2 separate regions of the Mus musculus genome follow, and region 2 is linked to region 1. The links are chromatin loops, found by intact Hi-C in ENCODE. Cell type or tissue: heart. All regions are shown on one strand.

Region 1 (4,000 bases):
CTCTGTCCCAAGTTCAAGGCCAGCTTGGGCTACACAGACAAATTTGACACAAGTCTGGAATCGGAACCATGGAAAAAAGAATCCCATGGGTAGTCTTTCAAAAGAATGTAAACAAAAGCATCTCTCCAAGTATATATTTTTCAAAACCCATTTATAATTTATTCACAATCCCCTACAGAATGTTTATAGTGGAGTCACCATTTAAATATCCCTTCCACTTTCCTACATCGGGTCAGTTAAAAAGCAGCCTGTCTAAGTACCACAGCCAACCAAAGGATGGCTTCTATGAAACGTCCACAGCCAGGGAACAAATCGCAACGAATAATGGGTTTTGTCTGTGGCAACAACTTGTTCTAACAGCACTTCATGACCAGTGGGTCTTAGAATTCACACCGCCGTATTTTTTTTTTCTTCAAGTGCAAACCTCACAGCCAAAGTCCAAGTGAGAAACAAGATTCCTTACAGCGAATTCCCTTTCAGGACAAGCTCGCTCTTGCTTCACAGGGCAAAGCAACTTTCATGTATGATGAAAGTCAGTTTGGCTAATGTGTCCGGGAGTCATTTAAAAAGAGAATTTACTATCCTTGCTATATCCCTATTTTTTCCTGAAACATTCCACTGACTCAAGGACTGAGTGATCCACTGAGCTTTGTACCCTAGGGCAAAGGAGCAACAAGAAAAAGGAGGTGGTTTTACAGGTGGCTCCTAGGTTAGAAAGCAACTGGGAGGAGTCCGCTCTATTAACTGTACCTAAGTTTATGCTGGAGTTACATTATGCCGCTTAAGCAAGATAGTTATCCAAAATACAGCTAGCATAAATTAAAACGTTTCCAAACCTGATTATTTGTACTTAAATATATTGATCCATTTCGAACCGCTACACATCACACTCAAGCTTCTAAATTCAAACCACCAATGTTAACAGTTCCAGGAACTGATACCAAAACCAGCAAAGCCCTTATCCATATCCTCATATGGATTACAAAAGGGGGGGGGGGGTAGAACATGCACAACACACAACTTCAAAACTCAGACAATATAATGATGGCAAATAAAAATAGTAACTTCCCACAAAGCCTTCCCCACACCACACTGAATCCCTTTGTTTCTACTCCCCACAAGCGTAAATGGAATAAAAGCCGAGTAACTGGGCATAGTATTGAAAGAAGGAGGTGACAAGAAGTCAAAGGAACTTAACGGAAGCTAGAATGGCAAAGATGACCGAAAAGGTAGATAGAAAGGTAGAAAAGGAAACCACAAAGAAATGGGAGGAGGGGAAAAACACTTCAAGAGCTGAGAAGTGACAGAAATCTGGTCCCACCAAGCAGAGTTAGTACGGAAATACGAAAAAAAAAAAAAAAAAAAAAAAGAAAGGAAAGGGAATTTTAAAAAGCTAATGGAACAATGGGGCGGTGAGCCTGAGTCCTGGAGACATTAGCCGGGGAATCACTGAGCGGACGGCTGCTAGGAGGTACGGGACGGGTGGGATGGAAGGGCAAAAGGGGCTGCAGTAGCTGGGAGAGGAGTCTGAGTGAGGAGCTGGGTGGGAGGCAAGTTGGTGGAGCGCGATGGGCTTGGTGGTGCCGGGGGCTAGGAGGCGAGGGTCTCAGGGGATCTCTGGGGGCGCAATGGATTGTCACATTTTTTTTCTCTCTTTTGAGAGAAGAGCAGAGGCCGTTAAAGGCAGGTGTGATGGGAGCAGAAAAGAACACACAGCTCGACCAGGCACAGGAGCCATCGTGCAGATAAGACGCAGGGAGGGAAGAGGCAGCCCAAGAGAGAGAGGAGGACGATGGAGAGGGGTCGGGAGAGGATGCGGGGGGTCTTCACTCACAGTCCAGGTGCTTTTTCTTGGGGCCCATGATCTCGTGGGTCGTGGCCTTGCATACTGTCTTAGATACCGCGGAGCCAGTGACACTGTGCTGGGCCGCGGTGATTCGGTCCGTCAGGCTCTGGCCAGACATCTCTGCGGCTCGTCCGCCACCCCTTCCGCTCCGCAGCCGGCGGGGCCTGGGACCCCCAAGCGCCCGAGGGTCCCCACCCCCCACCGCACCCCCTACCCCCACCGGCTCCCCGCCCGCCTGCCGGCCTGGGGCGGGGCTCAGGGCCGCGCGCCGCCACCCGCTCCGAGAGCCCCGGCTCGCGTGTTCCCCCGGCGGGCTCCCACACCAAGTCGGGGCCACTCCCGGGTCCCGCGCCTCAGCCTCGGCCCACCCCTTCCCTGGTCAGCTGGAGCCCGACCGGGTAAGAGGGCCAGGCAGCTGCAGGAAAATGGCGGCGCCAGGCTCCTCCTCGGAGCTTTCCGGGCTGCCCCTAGGTCACGTGACTCGGGTTCCGCCCCCTGCTCGCTTCCTCCCGCCCCTTCTCCCTTCCCTTTCCTCTCCGGCGCGCCCCCCTCCCTCGCTCCGGCGAGGGAAGAGCGGGGCGGCGCCCGCGCGCTACGTGGTGGAACCCGCCCGGCGGGCGCAACAGGAGGCCCGCCCGCGGGGGACGGCGCGGCCCGCCGCGTCACGTGACGCGCCCTGCCAACAGGTCGCCCGAGGCAGGGCCCCGCGTGTCGTAGGGGGGCGGGGGGGAGGGGCGGCCCGCTGCGCCCCTCTTTCACCCCGGAGGCGAGGACGCCCGCCCTCGTGTCAGAGGCTGACGCCGTGGGCTTGACAAAGAGGTGAGGCAGCTGCTGCCTGTGCGTAGTTTTCACCCCGAACTGGAGGTGCCTGGGCTCCGGGGCTTCGCCTCGCTCAATTTGGCGCCGACCCCACGGCCCTCCTCCTGCCTTAAAGAAAACGGCTCCAGCCAGTCTCTTTCTGAGCCTACACACAGGCCTCTTCAAATGCACCCCGCTCTCCCTTTTAGTAACAGGGCTTTGGGGCTTTTTTTTTTTTTTTCACCCCCTCGTCTTCTTTGAGAGTGTTGGAAACGTCACCTAGTTTTGTTTATCTCGACTTACTAAGAGTCGCCACGTTCCTGCCAGTCTAAATTTAGATAGAAGCCAGCCCGGTATTCATTCTCTGCGGTGTCAAATACGACAGGAAACACATAGCTTCAGTGGAATTTGAAAAGGGAAGTAGTAGGGTGATGTCAACAGTGATTAACTTGACCCTACAAGGCTGACAACCAGCGAGATTAAAGGTCCACACCATAGAAGGAAGTGAGACAGCTCGGTAAAAGGAGAAGTCCCATTCAGAGTCAGACATCAGTACCTGCGATCTCCCCTGGTTTAGCCTTTCTTCCCTTTGGCCTCTTTTCTCCTCTTGTGTGAGCCAGATTTCCATGGAAAGATATTGACTCTGCCCTGTAGGCATTTTAGACCAGTATTACATCCCGAGACTTAGATCTATGAAATCCAGAAGATCTATGAACAAAGCCTTTTTAAATGTTACTAGTGCTCCACATTTAACTCAAGAGTTAGGGATAAATTTTAAATTCTCTGTGAATGTTAAGTTACCATCATGGTTCTATGTAATCTTGCTAGTTTCAAATGAGATTCGAGCGTACTCAAAATCTGTGTACACCATCTGCCAACCAAATCTAGAATATTGCGCTTAAATCTGTTAACTCTCAACGGATGAAAAGCTAATAGATGTTTAAAATTGTGTGTGGTATGAGGAATTCTGTGGTCTCTTCACATTCCCTTTCTATCTCACACGCCATTCTGAAGCACGGTGATTTTGGCAAGAACTCACAATTCTTATTAAGGCTGCAGGTTTCATTCTTGTCACACCAGCTTGAGAATTCACAAAACTGTAAAACTCCCTTTGGTGCATCTGCATTCCATTTGTAATTTGGTACCCTGTGTTTATCAGGCAGTGGAATGACCGGGAATTTTTGTTTGGTTGGTTTTTGTCTGTGGTGTGTACTCATGTATGCATGTTCACGTGACCCACATGTGTGTGCAAGTTTTAATCCATTATAATTTCTTTTATTCTCAAACTATTCTACTAATTTCTTAGCTAATTTCTTTATCATTGTTTAACCAACTATCCAGTTAATATTTTCTGAA
Region 2 (4,000 bases), 62 kb after region 1:
TTGAAGTGTTCCCTGGTCCTTTTCTTTTCCTTCATAATCTTATATTTGTGGGTCCCTGATCCCCTCTTTGCCTTTCTTGAGTCGCCTTAGCAACTAAGAAGAAACAATGTAGACACCAGGATTTAGAATTGAGTTACTCTAGCAGCAGGAAGCATACATTGTCACATTCGAAGCCACCTAGTTCACCCACTGCTCTTAAGCAATGGTTTGTGCTCAGGGGTGTGAAGAGGTAGGATGTACCAAAAGGCCAGGGGGTTCTGAGTGTGTGAGCTTTCAGAGTTCGGATGATGTTCAGTAGCTTCCTCCCTAGCCACTCTTCTGGCCTGGTTCCCATTTCACTGAAGATGGTTGCCTCTACCCAGCTTCAGATGTAGGGGTAACCTCAAAAATCTGGAGTTACCCCTAAGTACCTTTCCTCTTTCTCATCCCCAGCCAGCTATGCATGCTATCTTACTCTTTCTTTGTCCTGTTCCTCTTCCTCCTCCTCCTCCTCTTCTTCCTCTTCCTCCTTTGAAATAGTTTTGAAGGCATTCTCTTCTATTTCCATTGCTGCTAACTAGTTCAATCTACAATCTTTGGTCATTTGGTTGGGGGAAGTGTGTGTGTGTGTGTGTGTGTGTGTGTGTGTGTGTGTGTGTGTGTGTTCAAATATATGTTCACAAGTATGTGCAGGTATACATGCACATGTATGCATGTGTACATGAAGGCCAAATCAACATTAGATATCTCCCTTAATTTATCTCTATCTTAGTTTGTTTTGTTTTTGAGATAGAGTTCATCCCAGGCTGACCTTGAACTCATGATGGTCCAGTCAAAGCCTCTTGAGTGCCGGGCCTGAAGGCCTATGTCACATGCTTGACTTCAACCATATTCTCATCTCTATAATTGATATCATCCATAAGACGTTATTTTAATATCAAATGGCGGTTCCAAATGACAGCCAGAGAGGATACGGGGCATGGAAAGGCCACACAGATAGTCTGCTCTTTGGGCTTCTACAGAACAAGACATTCTCTTCTGGACTGGATGGGCACAGGATGTACCAAGATGCTGGTGTCTCTCATCAATCTCTGAACATCTCTGCTGAATCCCCCTCTCCTCCTTTAGCCAAGTGACAATAGAGCTATACTCCCCCTGCAACACGAACTCTATGGAAGTAAGAAAAGAACCTCCACATAACCAAGGCTACTTCCCTGAGTCTCTCATGCTAAATCTGGGTCCCATGTGACTATCCAGCCACTCTTTCTACCTTTGCAGCATAATTTTGTGTAGCTTTGAAACAAGGAGACCAACTTTATTATTCACAGAACTGGAGCTGATTAGATTGATCTTTCAGGATGATTGTATTGAGAGGGATAATGAATGTTGTTAATCCAAGCATTGATTGGATGCCTATCGTGTCTTGGACACTCTTCTGGATTTCTGGTGGAACACAACCCTGATTAAGAGATCTCTAACTTTATGGAGCACATAGCCTACAACTTAAATATGAGCAACATTCTGAGGGCTGTACAGTTTGAACAGAAGTGGAGGAGTGCCCTAGAGTCAAGTCTCTGTGACTTAAGCTAGGAATTAAAAAATGGCACCCACTAGTATAATTATTATACAGAGACAAATGAAACAATAGGAATGACACTGAAGCCTTTAGGTGTTATAATTTCCTTATGAGAATAATACTTTCAGAAAAAGATGAAAGGCTATATTGGTATTTCAGGGGCATAATAACCATTACATCAACCATGGTTTCAAGTTGTCTTGGAAACCCTTTCTTTCCCATAAATCAAGTTCTGGGTAGTTGAGTTAGCTTCCACAGTATGATTGATGGCTCAAATCTGTATCACTTGACTTTCTTAAGCTGAGTGTGAGATTCCACTGCAGAGCAGCAACTTCACTGAGGAAAGGACCCAGTAGCATTTATGGGAACAGCGCCAAGCTCCCTTCTTTTGTCTGTCTGCCAGAGCCATTGTTTCAAATCTTGCTCAGGATGCTGTGGAAACAGAATCAGCATGTAACATCAAGGATGCTTTCAGCTTTTCCCAGAGCTGGGTCTTGGCTTCCTTATCATCTCACAGCACAGCTCTCTCTCTGTCTCTCTCTGTGTCTCTGTCTCTGTCTGTCAAGAAATGGAAGTTATTTACTGTAAACTACATAGTCTCCTTTCTAGGTTGAAACCACCATTCTTCCTGTTTCTCTTCAGTGTCAGACAATCCAGGCTCTTGGGTGGGGAGAGCATGAAACTACCACCTAGTGTTTGACTGGGGGAGGGAAGTGGCCACAGATGTCACCATCTGTGTCAGAAGTGTGCAAGTATTTAGCAGGAAGCACCCTACATTTTCCAGTAAAGCAGAGTGACTTATCTGAAAAGATGTTCCTCATTCAACATGCAAGAATGACATGTAAGATCACTTTTAGTAAGCCTCCCGGTCCCACGCTATGCAGAAGAGACTTCTTAACATTGCCTGTATCTTTATGTGTTGATCTTTTTTTGTTTTGGTTTAGGGAGGGTTGTTTTTGTTTTGTTTTTGTGTTTATGTTTGTGTGTGTGTACCTGTGTGTTTTGATCTTAATGATATTTACTTCTTTTTCAAATTTACTTTTATTTGTGTGTGAGTATATGTTTGTACATGTTTGTGTGTGTGTGCACATGCATATGCTGGTCTGCAGAGGGCAGAGGCCAACATTGGGTGTCTTCCTCAGTCAATCATCCTGCAATTTATTTTTGTGACAGGGTCTCTCAGTGAATCGAGAATTCACTGACTAAGCTGGGCTGCCTGGCCAGCAAGCACCAAGAGTCTTCCTGTCTCTACTCTCTCTGTGCTGAGATTACATGTGTGGATCAACACCCCCATCTTTTTATGAGGGTGCTGGGGCTCCAAACTCAAGTGCTCATGCTAGCGTGGCAAGTGCTTTACTGACTGGGCTATCTCGCCAGCCCCTTAAAGGTTTCCCTAGTGGCGAGTGGTTTGTACAATTAGCGTAGCATTATACTTGGTGCTTTATATTCTCTCAGTTAATCATCACAGTAATCTGCTAGGTAAACGCGTCACTGTCTGGCTTGTGTGTGGCTTGCTGCTTCAGAGTGGGCAAGAGGCTCATTCAAAGCAATTTAACTGCGAAGATTCAGGACCAGTGTGGTGATGAGAGAGCTTCTGGCCTTTTTACTCTCTTAACCCATCGCCTCGCTTGTGGGGTCTCATCCATTAACTGTGTCCTCATCTGTTGTCCTCTATAGAGGTTTGTAAATTCTATAAAGGGGAGACAACTTATTTTGTTATTAGATTCCTCTGCACAGAGCAGAGCACTAGTGATTCAATAAATAGTTTTTAAGAAAAAATATACAGGCTCTTGTTCTCTTGCTCAATTTCCTGCTCCTGCTCTGTCCTCTCATCCCCCCTCCCTCCACGTGCTCATGGCCAGCCTCTACTTCTCTACTCTCTACTCCTCTTCCTCCCCCTTCTCTCTCTCTCTGCTTTTCTCTGCTTCTACTACCCTCTTGACTCCCCTCCCCATGCCCCGAATAAACTCTATTCTATGCTAGAAAGAAAGAAAGAAAGAAAGAAAGAGAGAAAGAAAGAAAGAAAGAGAGAGAGAGAGAGAGAGAGAGAAAGAAAGGAAGGAAGGAAGGAAGGAAGGAAGGAAGGAAGGAAGGAAGGAAGGAAGGAAGGAAGGGAGGAAGGAAAAGGAAAGAAAAATATACGGTCTAGGTTCAATCCCCAGCATTTTCCAAGTCAAAATGAAAACAAAGATACATGTATGCAAAACAGAATATAACACTATAGCTTGGATGTCTGGCTCCTTGTGCAAAATTACAGAAAGGCCTTCCCTTCGAGGAAAAACAACTGTCCATCTGTCTGTCTGTTTTTTGTGGTCAATAGAAAGTACAAGTGGAGGTCAGAGGACAGCTCTGCAGAGTTAGTTCTCTCTATCACTCGGGATCGATTGAACTTAGGACATCAAACCTGTTAGCAAGCACCTTTTACCCAGTGAGCCATCGCAGCAG

Evidence for each region. Hi-C counts contacts between places; a loop is a spot of excess contacts. Peaks named below come from ENCODE experiments on the same cell type or tissue, not always from the same donor. Only the 100,000 strongest peaks of a DNase experiment are listed, where the experiment ranks them.
Region 2: it touches region 1 in a loop (6-fold over the local background); 12 of 42 quality-filtered maps call a loop at or near these places.

The regions. Positions count from the first base shown.
Region 1 is chr7:90,128,537-90,132,536 of GRCm38, reverse strand. It overlaps Picalm (phosphatidylinositol binding clathrin assembly protein), which reads right to left and starts at 2,324. Exons shown (of 20, transcript NM_001360867.1): 1 at 1,835-2,324. The coding sequence starts at 1,964. 2310010J17Rik (RIKEN cDNA 2310010J17 gene) reads left to right here and starts at 2,601. Exons shown (of 3, transcript NR_046007.1): 1 at 2,601-2,665. In heart, no CTCF peak of the experiment used is centred here; DNase peaks (open chromatin) are centred at 1,576, 2,426 and 3,026; H3K4me3 peaks cover 3,547 bases; H3K27ac peaks cover 3,951 bases.
Region 2 is chr7:90,066,402-90,070,401 of GRCm38, reverse strand. No RefSeq gene overlaps it. Among named protein-coding and RNA genes, the nearest start is that of Gm32164, 5.3 kb to the right of the region's middle. In heart, no CTCF peak of the experiment used is centred here; a DNase peak (open chromatin) is centred at 1,951.